2 separate regions of the Mus musculus genome follow, and region 2 is linked to region 1. A link is a loop called in an ENCODE intact Hi-C map of the cell type or tissue named here. Cell type or tissue: heart. All regions are shown on one strand. Each heading gives the region's core, and the rest is flanking DNA. Links, peaks and the distances in the headings are about the cores only.

Region 1 (10,436 bases), core at 3,416-8,415:
AACTTCCCTGATAAAGGTATGTTTATATTTTTGTGCTCTGGTGTACCAGGGGCTAAACAAATTCTTTTATTACAGTATTATAAAATCTACTGCAAGTCACCTAGACAACTTTGTAGACGGTATCTGCAAATATTGTGTAGTATGGAGCAGATTTCCCAGTTTCTCGGCAGTGAAATTAAGTGTTTCTTCTATGCTGAGATAAACAGTCTATAGGTGGAAAGAGGGGTGGAGGATGGGAGGACTAATTAGCATAATTTTAATCAATTTTCAAGGGACTTCATGATTGTAAGTCTCCTGATAATTCTGAAGATTAAAGCGGAGGACTTAACAAGATTCCGGAAGGTTCCGGGAGATGCTCTTCTACAAGTGATCTGAACAGGGCTTCACATCATCCGATTTTTATCTGGGGGTGGTGGCGGCAGCAGGGAATAGGATAAGTCCTGCAGGGTTAACCCCTAAAGAGATTCCGGAATCTTAATTCACATGTAAATGTAAAGACTGTTGGTAGAAACTGCTTCTGTGTGTTTGGTAGGAGCTGGCACACAGAGGGGCCAGGGCCCATAGAAAATACAGCAAGGAAGATGGTCTGTTTCCAAGTCCAGCTTCCTCTTAAACCCAGCCTTTAAATCTCCTTTCCCTCCGCAAATTCTATCTACTGACTGGTGAGCTCCTTGAAGCAGCCGTCCCTCTGTGGGACAGCATAGGTGGTGACAGATATTAATCCAGAGGTCTGATTTTTCAACTTCCCTGTCCACCGTGACCTTTGTCATGGCTCCTGGCTGTCACTCAGGGAAACACACTGAGGTCTTTCCAAAATCATTTGTAAAGGGGAATCTCTACGGCAGTGATTATTTTTGTTAAAAGGAAAAAATTATTTTTCGTGGCTTGTAAAGGCAATGTGTAAGGTCTTTAATTCTTTTGAAAAGAAAAATAAACATTTCCATGTGGTAGCTCAAGACGGGACCACGTCAACTCCTGAAGACCATTTTAAAAATCAGTTATTTAGTGTCTTGATAAACTGGGATTCCCTGGTAGACTAAGACGAAGAAGAACAACCACAACCACAACAATAACAACAACAACAACCACAGCAACAAAGCTCAGAAAAGACCCAATTTCTTCCCTCAAGGAAGCCACAGTCCCTTTAGCTAGGCTGGCAGGGAGATCTACCTTAACTGGCCCTTTCCTTGACTACAATAAGTTTGATTTCTCTCTGTTCTCTGAAAGTGACCTTAGGGCTGAGCCCAGATAGGTCCCTCTCAGGGTAAACAGAAGACAACACCAGCTAAATTTGTTTTTCTAAAGGAATTGGGACGGATTCCCCAATACTTGGAAGGGAAGGAAAACCCGAGTGCCTGGCTCCCCTTCAGACTCTCAACCCCACCTCTACCCCTTTAAAAAGTTGCTTTCACAACAGTGGTAAAGGTGGCAATTCTACAGACAGAGTCAGCAGCAAATTCTACTTCTATGATTTTTTTTTTTAATGTGGATGGTCTTTTTAGCATGAAAAGGGGAACCGGACAGCACTTGTCAAAAAGTGAGCGCTATTCATTGTAATTAGATCAAGATCCAGCTGAGGCCTGGAACTACGAAAAGCTTAAATTAAATTAATCTCCCTCCTAAATGAGACAATTATTCAGCTAAATTGAAAAAAAGAAAAAAGAAAAAGGAGAGCAGCTTCCCTTTTCAGCTCGGGTCCCGCCTTCTTAGCCTTTTAAAAACACAACTTGACAGAGTCTTTTTGCTCTCAGCTGTACCTTTTAAAACCCACCTCAGGAGAAGACCAAAGAAGAGAATCTAAATTCCTCCAGCTCCCTGCCAGAGTTGTAGGGTGGTTCTTTCTTTCTTCTTCTTCTTCTTATTCTTTTTTTTTTTAAACCGCCCGAGGTTGTTTATATATAGCTTCTGAAAGCCAAGTTTTAGACGCAACACAAAGCTAGGGCAAGATCAGGGTGAAAAGCGACCTGACCAACGTGAGCTGCCCACCTGAAGTTGCCGGGTCTACAAGGCCCCTTGCTCAAACAGAAAAGCTGCTGGATTGGACCTTTTTGGGTGTCGGTAGACACCTTGTCACCTTTCTTGCCTGGGGCTTAATTTAGGTGAGCCAGCGATAATATTCTGGAGGTTCCAGAAAAAGCAACAGGATTCAATACTTGCGGCTTCTGGCAGGAGCAGGCTACAGGCTCGGAAAAACTCCGGACTTTGGCAAACTTAACCAACTACTCCTTGCCGCGGACTTTGGACACGCTGAATCTTATAGCGCGATTTAAAAAAAAAAAAAAAAAAAAAAGGCGGCGGGGCGTGTGTGTGTGTGTGTGTGTGTGTGTGTGTGTGTGTGTGTGTGTGTGTGTGATCCCTGGCTGTTTCCCTTGGTTTATTTATTTATTTTTTTCTTCTGACCTGAAGGTACTAAAGCATCTCTTATTTTATTTCCTGATGCTTTCATTTGAGAGATACAAAACGGTCTGGGTGTTCATCCAGAGGTTCGGGGAACCTTAAGGAAGATGGACTGGCCCGATCCAAGGTTCTAACTTTTTCTATTTCGTAGCAAAGATAAGGAAGGCCCTTGGTAGGCGCTCTGAAATTATCCTGATTTTTTTTTAAAAAAACTCCCTCTTGGATACCTCTGAGGCTGACCCTCCCGAGGGTCGCCACGGTAACGCAGCATCCCCCCCCCCATCCCAAACTCAGTGAGAAGGACCAGAGACTTCTACTACAGGCAGCACCCTTCTCTAGAAGCCGCCTTAGCCTCTGCCCCCTAGGCTCACTCTGGCCATCGGCTGACCTCCACCTGCTCCTCCCGCCACCCTCTTCAGGCAGGAGTACCTTGAAAGCGATGGGCAGGGTCTTGTTGCAGCGCCAGTGAGTGGGTAGCACGGAGCAGAGGAAGTTGGGGCTGTCGGTGCGCACTAGCTCGCCAGGGTGGTCAGCTAGTACCTCCACCATGCTGCGGTCGCCGCTCCTCAGCTTGCTGGCCAGGGCGGCGCCGCCATCCGGGGCGCCCAGCGGCAGCGCCTCGCTCATCTTGCCGGGGCTCAGCGCGGTGGAAGGCGGCGTGAAGCGGCGGCTCGTGCTGGCATCTACGGGGATACGCATCACAACAAGCCGATTGAGTAAGGACCCTGAAAACAGCTCCTACTAGACGGCGACAGGGGCTCGGATCTTCTGCAAGCTGCTCCCGGGAGACCAACATACAAGTTCAGAAGCCTTTATTACTACCGGAGGGTTGTGGGGGTAGGAGACTAAATTACCATCAGTCCCGGACTGAGATCTAGTTACACGGATCGGCCTCACACCCAAGCAGGGTTAGCAACTGGCCGCTTAGTGCGTTAAAAAGTGGGCAACCAGAATTCAAAGTCAAATGCCCAACAGAGCCTCGCTTTGAGAGTTGAAGTTCAGTCTTTGGCTATTACAAACGGTCCCGGAGGCAAAATTCCCATACGCGTCCTAAAATATTTATGCGCAGAACAACAACAACAACCAAAAAATGACCAGCAAAAACTAGATTTGGAAGTTCCAGCAGTTAGTTGCCTGTCAGTTTGTTTTTCTTTCTTGCGGGTCAGTTTTGTTTAGAGTCTCAACAAAATACAAAACTTAGGAGTGTCTTCCATACAGAGCGCCCCTCTTACCATGAAAAACTCACTTCGTTTCTCAAAAGCAAGAGCCGTAACTTTAAAAGATTGTGCTACTAATGTATGTGCTCGTATATATAAATATATACATATGATCTACTTCATAAAATATTTACAATACAATCTGTAGAGAATTTAAACACAACAGAAATCCATTAATGTTTGCTGCAGTTTTTTTTTTTTTAAGTAGCCTTGAAAATCAGCTTCAGTAGTTGGAAGGCTGGGATAGGATCACTTGTCATTACTCAATAAATTCTGGCCAAATAAATGGTCAGTGCTTTACAAAGATCTGTAGCTAATCTTAAAAAAAAAAAAGTCAAACTCGATGACACTCAGGGTAGAGCTTCCCACAGCTGAGGACTCTGGTTTGGGAACGCTGGTTAAGTTTGTGGCTGATCCTGTGGTTTGGTGGGAGTTGAGCCGCAGTTGGGTCACACACACAGGCAGACTCGCACTCTTCGGAAGTCAGCCACTGTCTACATTGGTTGAGTGAGTCAGCCCAGAGTCTGGCAAGATGATCTTCCTCCAACGTCGCCCGGCGGTGGCTGGTTTTCTGCTGGGGCGCACAAATACCCACGAGCGAGCACCGTGTAACCGCAGCAGGTGGAGCGGGCCTGGGAGGAGGCACCGTAGACCAGTAGGCTCGAGTTACACACGCTCACTCCCACGCACCCTGCCACGCACACGCAACTTCACCGCTCGCCTGGAACTCCGGAACACTTTCTCCCGCAGTTGTCAAAAGAAACAATCGGAGAAAAGTTCACAGCCTAGAAGTTGAAACATCCAAAGCCTAGAAGCCGGTTCATTCAAAAGTAAGAAAGGGAAAATAAAAATAAAAATTAAAAAAAAAAAAAAAGGAAAGGAAAGGAAAACAAGAAGGTCCAACGCAGATCTAGAAAGAGCCGCAAAGGGTGACTTTCTTGCGTCTCGGGGAGCTCAGGATGGAAGTGCCAGCCGCGGGGCCGGGCAGCGTGGTGCCCTGGCTGGGTCCGGCCGCGGGGCGCCCGTCCTGCCCGCGCCCGCTGGCTCTATGAATGAGAGTGCCTGGAAATGAACGTGCTTTTACTGTAAGCCCGACCCGAGGAATTCCATTCCCTCAGCTCGTTTGCATAGAGGAGACCGACGGCCAATCACAGGCCTTTCCGGTATCAGCCTGGGCGCGGCCGGCTGCCGCGCTCCTGGAATTGGCCCGCGCGCCCCCGCGCGCTACTGTACGCTGCCCGGCCCGGGACTCGGTGGCAGCCCCTACCGTCCCCAGCTCCCGCACCCACGCCGACCCCGCACCCACAGGCACACGCTGCCATGTTTGCCCGAAGCCAGGCCCAGGTTCAGATCCCACGCCAGGCAGCCACGCGCGGTGCTGCACTCGCCCTGGGTGGGTTTGCCGGGCGCAGCGGCGCCACTGGTGGCCTCGGTCCTGGAGACCCCGAAACAGGAATCGAGAGACCGGTCGGGCTTGGGGACCGAGGGCTGCGTCCGGAGAAGCCCTGGGCCTGGAGATCAGCGGGAGGGAGACGCCCTGTGCTCCCTGGACACAAAGCTGCCACCGCGAGGCTTCAGGGACCTGGGCTGGCATCCGGGAATGGTCCCTAGGCAGCCTTGCACTGCAGTCCATGAGCCAAGGCTTGGGGTCCTGGGAGGACAGGGTGGGATTCGGCCGCAAGAGGGTTGGAGGGCTGATGGCCGAGTGGGGGAAGCTCTGAGCGCCTCCCTGGGCCAGACTAGCAGCTGAGGAGAAGTGGCACCGAGTCATTTAAACAAGGCCAGCCACTGCTCCACCGCAGAAGTTTTGGGTTTTAAGCATCCTCTCCTTCGCAGAGTTGCTTTATTTAGTGTCTTTTCTCTGCGGCTGGGCTGCGGCTTGATTACGCAGCGCGCCGCGTTCTGAGTGTGCGCAGCGGCTGGAGAGGAGATAGTTTTCTAACCAAGGCCTCAAAGAACTCTAGACTACAAAAAAAGTTGAAAGCATGGGGGACTCAGGCCACCCCGAACTCATGAGCTCGAATCCACCCTCCAGCTCCGGCGGGAGTCCGGAGCTCTCCTTCAGGCAACGAACCCACTCCGCTTAAGCAATGTAGGGGCACCTCCCCCACCTTGTTCGTCCCCGCGGCGCCGAGGGCATTTTCGCCGAAGAGCTTTAAGGGTCTCCTTCCTGCTTGGCTCGCTGCCGGCTACTGTCCCCAGCCGGAGCAGCTGGCCTGTGCTCCGGGGTCCCTTACTTCTCTTGGGCCTTGCTTCCTCCGGAACTTCTTACTACCCACTCCATGGAGCCCGCTACTGTCCACATATTGACCGAACCCCTCCACTTTCATCTGTGCTCGGGTCCCTGGCTGGTCCCCGCGTGTGTCTTCCTTCCACACGCATCTGCGCAGCCTGGGTTCCGTGGAAGAGGAAGAAGCTGTGGAGGTCCCGGCACGGAGGCCTTGTCTGAAGTTTGGGGTGGCTTCTCTTGCCCCAGGCGGGTAGGAGCTGGCGGCATGGAGGATCAGGCAGGCCTTTCACGGTCATGTCGGGGCTCAGACCGGACGCCAGGGGGCAGCAGCGGCCCTCGTTAGGCGTCCTGGGAAGCGGAGCAGGGCACTGGGCACGCCCCGACGGCGCGAGGATCAGTCTCACCTGGAGGTCCTTAGGGTCGATCTTGTGAGTTTGGGGACAGACATTAGGAAGTGGCCACCAGAACCCACCTGAGCGCCCCCGTCTCTCAGACCGGTGGTAGCCGGTCCAGCTTGCATGGGAATCCCCCGGCTGGTGGGTCTCTACTGTCGTGATCCACCCAAATTAGGGTCTCATCTCTTCTCAAAGCCTCTTTGCCTGGGCTCCGCCTTATGCTAGTTCAGGACCATGAGTTCCTCAGGTGTCCAGCGATTGTCAGCGAAGGCTCAACTTCTCCAGCCTTCTGTATTTTCCCGAGTGGGCCCGACTTTCCTCCTTCAGCACAAAGATCGTGACAGCAGGGCAAAGCTCAGTGCTCCCCTGGCGTTTGGGGGGATCCGGAGCTTTGGGAAGACATTTTTTCCTCCTTGCTTTTCTTTTAAAACGAATCTTAAAGAAGTCCCAATTCAGGGGTCGAATCCCGCTGCCTGCGCTCCCCTGCCAGGGCCACAGCTTCCAAGTGCAGCCAGGTTCTGGTGTGCCGTATTTACTGGAGAGTTCATGGCCAGTGGAAGCGAGACTCCCTCAAATAGCTAGCTAGACTCCCCTCAAATGCATTTTTTGAGCAGCCGACTTCAGATCTAGTGCTCCTGGAGCCACAGCCAAGCACATCCACACAGACCAACCGAGACAGGGCATCATCAGAACAGTGTGGCAGAGACAACGCTCGACCTTGACTCCAGGGGAAAGGGTGTCTCTCCGGCCCTTCAAAAGATTAAAGGAATCGCGTTGGGGTCAAACCTCAAACTGCGCATGGAGTTTAGGGTTGTCTGTCTGGCAGAAGCCTAGGAAAGACAGTTACATGAACACAGGCACCAAGTTTGGCTTTCAAGGTTCGCACCTTGAGCGCTGCTCAGCTGAGTTACTGCTAGTAACTCAGTTAGTTCGAAGCTCGATCAGGATAAAGCAACGAAAAACTGCAAAAATCCGGCCTCGGGCATCCCTGGACCTGTGTGGGTTGTCACTGAGCCACTTGACACGCACTTGAAAAACACAGACAAACAAAATCATCGCCCCGTCTTTGCTGCAAAATAGCAATCAGCAAGCGCGCAGCTGGGACTCTACCGAGGGGCACCATGAACGCGCAGTCCTTGCGGCTTTGGACAGAGTTCATGCAAGTCCTGCAGCGGGAGAGGGAAATGAGGAATTCCTTCCCACCCAGAGTGCGCATTTCACTGTCAATGCACACTTTCTCTCGCTTGCCTCACCAAGAGCTAAAGGAAAGGTTTACAACTTTCACTTCCAGGCTTCCCCCAGAGTGACACTAAAATTTACATGATTAAAAAAAAAAAAGGAAAAAAACTGCGAGGGAAAGATTTGTTTAAGCTGCTACTGTGTGACAGTCTGACAAATTTGTTGCTGGGGAAGTTTAAAAGTGAGCACAACAGGATTTGGACTTTCTACCATGAATTTTAAAAGTAGTGTTTGGTTCAGTGAGAGGCAGGCAACCATTTCAATGGAGGGCGGAGCGGTTTTATTGACTTATTCTTCTACATCCTTACGTGACTGGCTAACTGTAAGTGGTCTCAGAAAACTGAAAGTTTTGTGTGCTTATTCTATGAAATCATCTCCAAAATATATAATAGTTCTCTTAAATCAAAATTACCCTTCCAATATAATACTCTATCTAAATCAGATTCTAAGCATGTAATAGTTTTAAAGTTATTTCCTCCTCCTCCTTCTCCTCCCCCTCCTCCTCCCCCTCCCCCTCCTCCTCTGAGTGTACTGTAGTTTTAGACCAACTCCTTGCAGTTGGTCCTTTCACAGGCACTGAGCTATCCCAGTGAGCAGTAACCACTACATAAGCGAGCAGCTGTCCACGCTGTCTGGCTCTCGACATTGGAACTTACATTTTTCTCTCAGGTGAAGAACCTGCACGATTATGTCACTTTTCACATTTGTTTACTATTGTTTAGGACCAAACTCCTCAATTCTTGCACCGTATCCTTCCTCTCTGAATATTTCTATGCTGTGCTGGGGGGACACTCAATTCTAGCTTCATACCTTTCCCCCCCAACCCCTGTATAACTTACAAGGAGCAAATTGAAAATATTTCTCCCTTTCCCACAAAATTCGTGGTGCTTAGTAAACATTTTGTCCTCATAAAATTTTGCGTCACCGTTGCTCTGACAAGTGTAATAAACTCTGTCATAGTTGACGGAAGCCAAGCCACATTTTTTTCAGAGAGTCACACAGTCATTTAATAACAGCAGAATGTGTGAATGGTGAACGCCATAGAGCTGAAGGTATCATTTAAGATTTCATTGGGGTATTTTATGTGGTATGACAGCTACAATATGGATTGCTCCTTTTAAGTATATTTGAATCAGCAAAAAAGCTTTAATTATTTGGCAAAATGATATCATAAAGTATATATAGAAACACATCAATAGACAACCATACATATATGTGTATATGAATATATACTTCATTAAAATATAAATTGGACTCTAACACACCATGAGCCTCTCTAGGATTCACTTTATGTATGCACTCCAAAATAATAGAAAATAAAAATAAGCCCGTGAATAAACAGAAAGCTAAAATTTTCATAATAATTCCATTACTTGCCAGCTTAAAAAAAAAAAAAAAACAGATTCTCTACTGAATTCTTTTACTTTTCCTATTTCATCACTTGCCATCTTTTTGAGCACTGGGAGTTTTATATCACCGTCCAAATAAATCCATCATCATTGGCACAAAATTAAAATAGTCAATCACCACGTAAGTGGACTGTGATCTGTCTAGAGCGCGGCTTTGTGCGCTTCCTGTCTGTGCTGGATTCAGAATTCGGAATCTCCGTGTCTCAGGAGCTCTGAGCTGCATGCACAAACACATGAATTAGCTGCATGCATGAACACATGTGAAGTATTTACTAAAGCTCTGGGGATGACTCAGAACTCCAGTTGAGATTAAAACCAAATCCCAGCTTAATACAAAATGGTTTTAAAATCAGTAACATGGCAGAGGCTAAGCACAAGGAGAAAAAAAAATCTGAATATCATTCCAACAATTTATTTCCTTAAAGCCAGTGTTTATCCAAATAAACAATTCAGAATACATTTTCTAAAAGAGATTACCTGGTGCTTCTGTGTTCCAATTGCTTTCCTCTAGTGGTAGATCATTTCAGAAACACCTCCCCCTTGGTTGGTTCCCTCCTCCCTCCCCTCCCTCTCCCTTCCTCTTTTCAGCTAGGAAAGCAGTTTGTTTACATTGACACCACTCGTTCTTGAAATGTCACAGCCTTAAATATTGTTGGAAATCATCAGCATATGCTAAGATCCCAGGAAGACACTTTCCTCCCAGCAGTCTGCTGCTTCTAAGGTACAGGGAAGCCCACACCAAAACTGTGCTCATTCCCTTGAGTATTTACAGATAATGTGAGTTAGAAATTACCCTTCCTTAGCTTTGTACACTGACAGTGGTCAGCACCCAGTGACAGTAAGGGCACATGGTCGGTCTCAATGCCTTAGGATTTGGGTAGTCACATTCCATAGCAGGACAAGACGGCTTATCAACGATGTTGTGAAGAAGAAGAAGAAGAAGAAGAAGAAGAAGAAGAAGAAGAAGAAGAAGAAGAAGAAGAAGAAGAAGAAGAAGAAGAAAAAGAAGAAGAAGAAGAAGAAGAAGAAGAAGAAGAAGAAGGAAGAAGAGGAGGAGGAAGAGGAGGAGAAGGGAAAGGAAGAGGAGGAATGGGAAGAGGAAGAGGACGAAGAACAGGAAGAGGAAGACGAACTGAAAGAGAAAGAGGAGGAAGAGGAGGAGGAGGAAGACTAAGAGAAAGAAGAAGGAAGAGGAGGAGGAGGAGAAGGAGAAGGAGAAGGAGAAGGAGAAGGAGAAGGAGAAGGAGAAGGAGAAGGAGAAGAAGAAGAAGAAGAGGAAGAGGAAGAGGAAGAGGAAGAGGAAGAGGAAGAAGAAGAAGAAGAAGAAGAGGAAGAAGAAGAGAGCTAATTACTTCAGATTTCCAGACGCTGTTTAAATAGGCAGGAGGTCAAGGTTTGCAGCTCCACAGTCATATATTTTTTGCAAAAGCAAAAAAGAGCAAATAAAATAGGAAAGGCTTCCACAGGGCTGCCTTCTAATGACAGACTGAGGGACTTAAATGTGTGGCCTCCAAGGAACAACCTTAAAATAATTTTTAAAAGATCTTGG
Region 2 (10,436 bases), core at 2,880-7,879, 130 kb after region 1:
TTGCCTCTGTGCTGGCTAGCATGAGTGGCCTGGATAGCCAATGTGGGCCATTTAAACCCTTGTGTTGACAGGTCCTTAGGATGGAATAATATTAACAAGGGAGCTGCCAAGAGCTCCCTTAGGTCCTAGAGCCGAGCCTCCGAGTTATTTATCAGCCTGTGGATTCTGACAACCCCTTTCCCTCCATCGGTTCCAATTTTCTCAGAGGAGGAAGTGAGGCCTTTTCAGATGAACCATGCTAATTAAACAAAACAAAACAAAACAAAACACCCAACCCCTGTGTATGTATGTGATATATGCATGCTATGTGCATGTGTGCATAATCATGTGGGGGAGTGTGAACTCATGCATGTCACAGCGTTTGTGTGTGTGTGCGCGCGTGCGAGTGCGCGTGCGTGCGTGTGTGTGTGTGTGTGTGTGTGTGTGTGTGTGTGTGTGTAAGCCAGAGGGTAACCTTACAAGTTGGTCCTCACCTCCCACCTTGTTTGAGGCAGGGTCTCTTTGTTGTTGGGTGCTACCCACGTACTCCAGACTAGCTGACCTATGGTCCTCTAGGGAGTCCCTGTCTCTAACTCCTGTCTCCCCACAGGAATGCCAGGGTTACAGATGGAACACAGCACTGCACCTGGCTTTTATGAAGGTTCTAGGGATTCGAACTTAGATCTCCATGCTTGCATTGTAAGCATTCACTCTTCTCCCCATCCGTTTCTGGGTTTTGATAAGACCAAGGCAGCCCGCTGAATGTGACAGACTCTGGCTCCCTAGCCAGTGCTGGCACTGCAGGCGCTGCAGGCAGAAGGCTTGTTCCCTGTTACCACATCCCTAACTGTCTTTCTGTTGAACTCATACAGGAATTGCCAGGAGGGCAGCACAGGCTGCAGCCAGCCTACTGCCCAGGGGAATATTCAGAGTTCTCTGCTTCTGTCTTCCTGAGGTCACCTAATAGGAAACTGCAAGCGTTCGGAGCATGCATTGAGAGGAGAGTAAGCCAGGAATTTTCATTCAAAGATGGCTTCCTTAGCTTGTTGGCTGCCGGGAGGAAACACAGCCAGTGAGCAGCTGGTGGCTTCTCACCAGGGGCCCCTGGGGCTGCTGTCTCTGCCTAACTCTCTGCAGGACACTGGATGATACATGACTCAGACCTGTCCCCATGAGTCAACCTCACTCAGACCTCACTCAGATTTCTCTGTCACCAGCAAGGGAGTGCTTGGAAGCCCTTAATTTAAAGCTTGAAATTGGTTAATGACTTACTTTTTTTCCTCTTCTCTTTAAATCCTGATGCACCCCCCCCAAACCTACAAACACATGTGCCACCACACACACACACACACACACACACACACCACATATATACCACATACACATAGACACATACCACATCTCATTCACACACACACACACACCACACACACATATATACATACCATACCACACACACACATATACACACCACACCACACACACATACACACATCCCCCACACATGTACCACACACACATAGGCATACACACACACCACACACACACATATACCACATACACATAGACACATACCACATCCCACACATACACACACACACACCACACATATACATACCACTCCATGCACACACATACACACACACACACATACACACATACCACACACACACATACATACCACACACACACACACATATATACCACACACACATACATACACACACCACATATATACATACACACACACACACACACACACACCTTCCTCCAGTTTTCACGTTTCAGCATAGATGAACCATCACAACCTCAATAGCCTTTGTTGTGACAAAGTCGCCAGCAAGCCCTCGAATTCCCCTACTCATTTGGCTGTATGAATAAATAATGATTCACAGATACTGGCTGGGTGTGCACATAATTTGTATCCAGAAAACAAATGATTTCTTCCCCATCCCATCCCACTCCATTTTAGCTCTGCCAGAGCATCATACCACAAGCTACACGTCCTGATACACGGCCACGTCTTTGTGAGCTCTTTATGCCACTGTTTTTCTTTACTTAAGCTCAGTCCTCATCCTGAAAGACCCACCAAGCCCACATGGGCACTATGGCTGAACTCCAGCATTGTAAGTTCCATAAGGCCGCTGTAAAAAATGCAGGAAGGTTCAGGGACCTACGTGGTGCCAACCCATAAGTCTGTAATCTAGTAATTTCTGCTGTGACAGTGCGTGGACTTAGGAAATGGCTTCATAGTTCTTTCTGAGAGAGACTGTGTACCACAACTTGCTGGCTTTCTGTCTTGAGCAATGCCGGCTGCCTCTTTCAATTGAGGCTGAAAGAAAAACCACAGCACAACACAGCATCTTCTGATGGCTTTTCCCAGAACGAGTCTGCCCAAATCCTGCCCTCTGTGGACTTGCCACTTTGGCCCTGAAATCTCCGCACTGATCCAAGGTATACCTGTGAGCTGCCTCTCGGAGACCACTCTGCTGGCACCGGCTCTTCCGGCCAGCTAAGTACTGAGCCTGCTAAACCCAGGGGCAAGCCAAACTCAGAACCAGGGCCAGACAGCTTGCTGCCATCAGAGTAAGTGCAAGCGAATCATTCAGAGCAAGGCACAGCCAGATAAAACCCAAAGAGTGTCCTCCGCGCCAGCCTTCTAATCTCTGGGACTTTAACTGAGAGCGGCTCAGAGCACTTGACACAACTTTCACCCAGCGACCAAATATTTCAACAGCCTAAGCATTTATTAAAACATCCCCGCAGCACGGCGTCTGACAAATAATAATCTCGTGGTCTCAGAGTCAACAGCCTCTGTTTGAATTCCTCCCCCCACAAGCAGGCAGGGACTTCAGGCAGGCACCGGAGGGTCCACGGGCTGCCATCTTAGTCTGCGCAAAGCTGAGCAAAATCAGATATAAAAAAGACCAGCGTACTCACCTCTCATGAAGCACTGTGGATATGAAGGAAATGACTCAAAAATGCTGTCTGAAGCCATCGTTTCCTTTCGAAAACGCACCTCTCCTGAAGGCGGGGGATTCTATAATTTCTTTCACCTTCAGAGCAAAAACCAAGAAATGTCACTTACTCTGACCTCACCTCCCACCATGGCTCCCCACGTCTCTTTCTACCCCCAACCCTAACACTTCTGGTACTCCATGGGTCCTATGGGGTGGGGGTGGGGGAAAGAATTATTGCAGAAACAAATATTCAAATTGTTAAAGATTAAAAAAAGGAAAAAAAAAAGACGAAAGCACCGCCTATGCTGTGGGTTGAACTGCTCACCGCTCTGCGAAAGCCTGTGGTTTGCATTCAGTGTGATTCGTCCTGCCTGCTGACCACTGTGCTGGGCTTACACTTCTGACACTGCCAGGCTACCCAACTTGTGGTTCTGTGGTTGTTTATGAGGTCCAAAGAAGTTTTCACACAACCCAAATTACAAATTTAACTGTTCCCCTTTCCACAGCCCACCGCCATTGGCTCTTGCCAATCACGTGACTTAAGTGATGTCAATTTTTTTTTTTTAAACTTTCTGAGCTATGCCCTTCCTGCCCTCCACCTGCCCTCCCCCAGGCTGTGTAAGGAAACAGTTGAGCAGAGCTTAGCAGAGAGGGGCTGTAAGAGAAAAAAAAGCACAACAAACAAGCAAACAGAAATCCCCTGCCTCAGTCTTTTCTTGCTCTCTCTGTCCTGTGCGGATTTGGTGGCTTTCAGATCCTGTTGTTATTTGTGGTTTGAGGAACAACTGATTATTTAGATAAAGATTGCCTTGCTGTTTATTCAACAGCAATTCAACGTTGGCACCAACTTGCTGCTGAGCCCGGATGCGGCTCTCATCACTTAAATGCTGGGCACCAGCTCGGGAGAGCTGGGTTCTTGGTGAAAGCAAGTGAGACAGAAAAGTTAGAAAAGAAGACCAAGAGCCCTTTTCCGTGAGTGGCTGATCCTGGGAGGGCTAGGCTGGCAACCTACTGACATCTCAAAGCTTGGGAACAGTATGACACGTTTTAATTGTGGGATGAAAAGACCACTTTGATCAAAACCCAAATGATGTTGTCCTTGGCTTTCCCCTTGGCGGATAGGCTTAGCATGGACATCTCTTGGTAAGTAGAGGAAACAGTGGCGTTCTCTTCACACTGGCACCAGTTCCCACGCTCGCTTGCATTAGGAAGTTTTGTGGAGAGCAAAGGAGGAGAATTTCCTCACTCAGCAGAGCTGTGGCCTGTGGGCAGCTATCTGTTCATTGTTTGTACCAATAAAGCCTACTGGTAGCCTTTCCGAGCTCCACTCAAAGAAATGGGCCAAGTCACCCTGCTAGGGATAATTACTCTTTGAATCCATGAAGAGTAACTTGTGACTACCCAAGATCCTGCCTCCTCCTGGCCAGCCCCCGGAGGGGGATATTACACAGCCCTTCAGCCTCCAGAAGTCACATGGTCAGGGGACAGACAATAAAGACAAGATGATTCTGTGGGTGTGAGCTCTTCTGTTCACCTCCACCTATTGACCTCTTCGTTCTATCTGTTTTACTTGCTGAGAAGTGAAGCCTTAGTCTTCCTGGGATCCCCAGGCAGGGCCTGGCCTTCCTTTCCTTACTTGGGTCTTCCTTTTCCTCTGTTCAGTTTCCCTCCATTTCGAGGTGATGCCCGATGAGAGGCTGGGCCTTGAGCAGCGTAGCTCCAAGTGCCAGCCCTGGGTCCCAAATTCCAGGCATGCAAGGTACTTCTCTAAGTCTGAGCCCCAGAGGGAACTCTCATTTGGTTTTCATGGAGATAATTTTGCACACACAGTAGAGACCCAGGGTATTAATGATACAGGTCTTTCCAAAGGACCAGACTCCATTTTTACTTAATCCTATTTTAACCTAGGCAGGAATTAGAAACCTAGGCATTTCTTTCTCCCAGCCTCTCTGAGCAGTTAGCAGCCAATACCCACACTTGGCTCACACTTGAAAAACAGTGGCTGCCCGTCTTTTATGAAGCTTATTAATATCTAAACACAACGTGCGCTTCACGTTGCCTCTCAATTCAAATCCCTTGTTAATATAATCCCCATTATTCAAATCCCTTGTTAATATAATCCCCATTATTCAAGTCTCTGTGCTGTTGCTTTTAAACAAATTCCACCCCTGCCCCCATCCCCTAGTAGGATCTCCAGCCAGGTTGTGTTATCTTCTACCCCTGCTCTGCCTTGGAGAGATCCCAGGATCCAAGCCTGTAGCTGCAGCTGGCTTCTTGAAGGTGACTCACTTCCCAAAATCGAGACACTTAAGTGTCCACTCCGATTAATCCTGTAGTCATTTCACTTCAGAAATTCCCAGATGCTTTTAGCCTTAAGCGTCCTCATGCCCACAAGGATGGTTTAGATGCCCAGAATTTCTCTGCCTTTGGGGGTCTCCATAGGGCAAGGCGGGCAGATGAAAGCTTTCAGGATAGCCTTCTGGTCCACTTCTGGCCTGCAGGTCCCACTGCAGGCTGTCACCTCTGGGTCCTGGCTGCAGCGAGGCAGCAGGGGGCAGACTACAAAGGCGGGAGTCCCTGGTGAGTCCTGTGATGATAGTCATGGAAGTCCAAGCAAGACTGCAGGGCTCACCAAGGAAGCAGCAGTTAAAGCCGCTCTCTAAGGCCATAATGGCTAGGAGAGATTCAGTGGCTGCCAGCAAACTGCCTTTTACACTTCCTTGAGAGCCCAAGACAAAAAGACACGTCTGTCACTTCTGAACTGCCTAAAGAAGTGCTTAATCCCATTTTAGGCAGAGCTGTTGAAGATTCTTTAAGTTCTCCAGGCAGCGGTGGACCCACCCTGCCAGCCTCATTCCTGCTGTTGACTCAGACCCCAGGCTGCCGGCCTGGGAACCGTCCTGGAGCTGCTGCAGGGAACTGTGGCTCTGCCAAATAATGCCACAGCAATCTTCATCCTCTGATTGGCAAAGTTACTGAGATGCCACTCTCAAGGGCGGGGTGGAGAAACGCTCAGGTGTCTTTGTTAATGGCCCTATAAAAATACCAGGGAAGGTTGAAAGATGCAGGGTTGCATAACCCTGTAATTAATGTCGAGAGTGCTGTGTGCAACTCCATCCAATTAAAACACTCTCTCTGGTCAGGGTTTTTCATTGTATGGTTATTCTGTGCTCCTTCTGAAGTCTACGCATAGATACACAGATTCTCTGGACAGAAAGCAGGGGTATGGATGAATACCCTCAAATTAGTCAGTAGCAAAAATCCCCAGATGGTAACACTAATGCAAAATAATTTCTATAGAGTGTAGATTCTGTATGTGTGTGGGTACATGCATGTCTGTGTTCAAGTAAGTGCCCAGTGTGTGGAAGCCAAAGGTCTTTCTCAAGTGCTAGCCTCTTTGTTTTTCCGTTTAAAGACAGGGTCCTTCAGTGGCCTGGGGCTTGCTAATTAGGCTATACTGGCCAGTGAGTCGAGAGATCCTCCTGTTCCTGCCTACCCAGTGCTGGGATTACAAGTGCAGATTCCTCAATGTGGATTCTAGGGGTCAAACTCCCCTGCGAGGCCATCTTTGCCCCCTGAGCTCTCTCCAGACCTATCATGATGCTTTTGATCTGTTATATCTTTGCTCTGAGACAGAGGCAGGAGCTGTAAACTGTGTTATGCTAGCAACAAGCGCGGGGATTTATAACTGATGTACAGATAGCATAGCTTTGTGGACTGAACAGAACCTGCTCCGGGCAGTTCTGACAGCTAAATTGACTGGAGAACCTGAGACTTTTACTAGTTACCAGCTTTCCTCTCTGGACACTTAGAGTCGGGGGCACGTGTACATGTGCATGTTTGTGTGCGTGCATGTGCACGTGTGTGCGTGGTGTGTGTGTACATGTGTGTAGTTGTATATGTGTGAGTGTGTGCGTAGTATATGCATGTATGTGTGGTGTGTGTGTGTGTTGTGGTGTACACATGTGGTATGTTTATGTGTGTGCATGTGTATTTTGTATGTACAAATGTGTTTGTGGTGTAGGGGGTGTTTGTGCATGCATGTGGGGAGGTGTGAGGGATGTGGTATATACATGTATATGCATGTGTGTGTATGTGTCCATGTATGTGTGTTGTATATGGTATGTGCATGTGTGTTTTATGATAGATGCATGTATGTGTGACGTGCACGTGTGCATGTGCTCGTGTTCACACACACATGCACACACACGTGTGTGTATGGGTGCATGTGTGTGTACAGTCCTGAAGTTTTCCTCATTTGGGTAAAAGTGTAAATTTTGGTCCCTAGAAGACCAGGAGGGCCAGGATGGCCAGGAGGGGTTTTAATACTTATTTCCATGACCTTCCTAGATAACATTATAGTGTACCCAGGAAAGCAGGAAATAGAAAGTAAAGAAAAAAGGAAGAAAGGAAGGAAGGAGGAAGGGAGGAAAGGAGGAAAGGAAGAAAGGAGGGAGGAAGGAAGAGAAGCATCGAAACCAAGTTAAAAGAACACTGTCTAAAGATTTGACAGCCATCTAGTGACAGGTTTATAGTGAAGACTTCGAGTCATTTTGCTGTAATCCAGAGACCCCGAAGCAGCAGCTATGACCGGTGTGAACTTGCCAGGGATCGAAGCCTTGGCTCTATCCTCAGTCTCCCAAGTCAGAATCAGTCGCAGTCCCTGGCCCCCAACTCCTGTGAACACTGACGCTGGAAGAGACTCCCGAGAGAAAGAGAGGACGGAGCCTCACTCGGACACTCCAGCATTGGGAAGTAAAAGGAAGGAGGAAGGCCACCGTTTCACCCTGGAACCTGCTCCCCCATCCATAGTGACCGAGGCAGTTAGATTCCCATCCTGCTGCCCTGGCAGACGTCCCACACAGCAGCCCCCTCCCCCCCCCCAAGCTCTGGTTTACATCTCACGGTGGCACTGTCAAAGGCGGTCTGAACCCCTCACGTTGTGCTCGACAGCTTGACATTCTGTGCAGAAGGTTCTTGCTCGCTCGGGTGCTGTCTCGCTGGTGACCACCTGGCTCAACAGTGGCCTCCTTCCTGCAGGGGCATCAGGACTCTCGGTTTCACTGACTTTGCAGTTTTGAATGTGTGTGGAGTGCTGCGATCAGTGCCAGGCAGTCACCGAGAATCCTAACAGCAGCCAGCCCTGCAGGTGGCCATGGCAGCGCCCCCCTCCCTATCGGCTGGCCCACCCCCAGGTCCTTCCCACGCTCTGCAGTCACAGCTACCCTGATGCCTTTCTCTGACCTTTGATCAGAGGAAGGGCTCGTCTTTTGTCCACATCTCCAACGACTTACTCACGCTTCCTGCTACAGTCGATGCATTTCCACAGGTACCCGGGAGGCTGGTCACTGTCCACTGGAGCATCCGATCACTTCAGGCCTGCCTCAGGCCAGAGAACTTGTTTGGGGTAGCTCTCCTTACAGAGTGTTGGCCTTGCTGCTCTTTGCCGCTTGCTACCAGGAGGGCAAACCTAGGCAAGCCAAACCCACTTTGGTAGAAATGTACAGTGTTCACGGTTTGGTCAAACAATGGAGAGAGTCAGTAGTGCTCAGCTTCCCAGCCTAGCATAGAGGCTAATCCTATCATGCAAAGAACTCCAAGGGAAACCCAAATTTCTGTGAGAGAAGCCAGAGTTCACTGGGTCAGAAGGCTCCACGTCTGATCTGGGGTTCAGTGAGTACTTGGTTCTGCGGACTTGGGACTTTTACTGTGAGTGTTGCCACTTTTCCCCCTTCATTGTCAGTCAAATGCACAGCCTTCCACAAAACAAGGCACAACGCCACCTTTATGACTGGGGTGCCATGAGGATCAGTAACTGTTTGGACTATGCAAAATGATTTTTGAATGAACTAAGAGAGAATTGTGGTTGGCATTTTAATATGGAAACATCCAACATGTGAATTTTAATATGGACACTTGCCAAGTATCATACAGGCATGGCGCCAGGTACATAGAGGTGCCAGGGACATAGAGGTTGGAGTTGAAAACAGCCTTTGTAGTTGATGTTAGAGAAATCATAAGTGTCACTTTGTGTGGTGTGTGTGTATTTCTGTGTATGTGTGTATGTGTCTGTGTGTGTGTCTCTCTCTCTGTGTATGTGTGTCTGTGTGTGTGGTTGCCTTCCACACTGTTTGAAGCAGACTCCCTTTGTTGTTTGATGTTGTGTTTTATGTCCGACCTCCCACGTCACTCTATGAGCACTGGGATATAGATTCACTCTGCTTCACCTGGCTTTAATGGGTTCTGAAGATTCGAACTCGGATCCTGACATTTGCCCAGCCAGCATTTGACCCACTGAGCCATTTGCCTGACTCCAGTTTTGTCTTGATAGAGTCTCACTACATATCTAAGGTAAGGTTGACTTTAAAACCACAATCCCCCTGCCTCTGACTACTTGCTGAGTTCACAGGAGTACGACTCCAGGCCTGCAGTGTTCACTTTTGAGCCCCTTGCTTTGAAATAATATAACCTAGTCCTGTCTATGTAGGATAAAATTCTCTAAGAACCTTAAAATCTCAAAAACAAATTAAGTACAATGAGAAACAAAATATTGGCACTTAAAATGATGCAGTGTGTGTTTTAGTATCCTTCATTTTGTATTCTTTTTTTCTTCCCGTGGACCATTTAGAAACTGGCTGTATTTCTGGAAAGAGCAGGCAGGAAGTCTAGTCCATGGCGTTGGTTCTGATTTCTCTCCCTCGGGTTCTGGGTTAGTAACAGCACAGAAGGAAACTGAGGTATTGCCCTGAAGCACATCTAAGTACCATGTCCAACCTGAGTGGCCCGGGGACTCGGCCTCTCTGTGGTCACACACTTACTCTGACTGAGCTTGACCAATAAGATGACCACAAGCCTGGCAAGAAGAGATCTGAAATGGGAGAGCGCTTGCACACCAGGGAGAGTGTTTGCACGCCAGGGAGAGCACTTGCACGCCAGCACAGGCCCAGGTTAGTGCAGAAGAAAGCCAGTTGTCCCAGATGAGAGCATCTGCACTCCTCCGCAAGCCCCACTCCAATCCAGAACTACAGATCTGGAGGTGGGCATAGCTATGACAGCCCAAGGAGGTACTGAGCATCTGCAGACCTTGGGACAACTGAGCTAACCTAACCATGAGGCCCAGAAAAAAACAGGCAGCACAGACGAGCAGCCTGCTGGTTCCCCTTTGTCTCCCGCCTCGTCTTTCCAAGCATGAAGGTGTGAGGGCTCCCCTAGCATGTTTTCCAGGTCTACCTGTGTTGTAGCATACACAGAAATGGCATTTCTTTCTTGAGGCAGAATAATATTCCAGCGTATGTGAGAACCACATTTTGTTTATCCACAGGAAGCGTAGACAAGAATGCTGTAGAAGCAAAGAGCTTACATTCTACCAACTGTCCATTGGTTCCAATAAAGCTTGCCACGTTGGCTTCTGAGACTGTGATTTACTGGCCAAAGGACCTTTCTTATCTAGTCAAGCAGTGGAGAAAGGGTCATCATATAGAGGGGTGATGGGATAGG

Evidence for each region. A loop is a pair of places that touch in the nucleus more often than their neighbours do. Peaks named below come from ENCODE experiments on the same cell type or tissue, not always from the same donor. Only the 100,000 strongest peaks of a DNase experiment are listed, where the experiment ranks them.
Region 2: it touches region 1 in a loop (6-fold over the local background); 10 of 42 quality-filtered maps call a loop at or near these places.

Annotation. Positions count from the first base shown.
Region 1 is chr16:92,692,658-92,703,093 of GRCm38, forward strand. Runx1 (runt related transcription factor 1) reads right to left here. Exons shown (of 8, transcript NM_001111021.2): 3 at 2,827-3,080. Among named protein-coding and RNA genes, the nearest start is that of Gm30281, 64 kb to the right of the region's middle. In heart, for the core only: a CTCF peak has its summit at 6,157 (motif pointing right); DNase peaks (open chromatin) are centred at 4,144, 4,754 and 6,154; H3K4me3 peaks cover 4,061 bases; H3K27ac peaks cover 2,040 bases; H3K27me3 peaks cover 2,221 bases.
Region 2 is chr16:92,822,670-92,833,105 of GRCm38, forward strand. It overlaps Runx1 (runt related transcription factor 1), which reads right to left and starts at 3,405. Exons shown (of 8, transcript NM_001111021.2): 1 at 3,265-3,405; 2 at 2,920-3,035. The coding sequence starts at 2,977. In heart, for the core only: a CTCF peak has its summit at 5,488 (motif pointing right); DNase peaks (open chromatin) are centred at 3,412 and 4,192; H3K27me3 peaks cover 4,535 bases.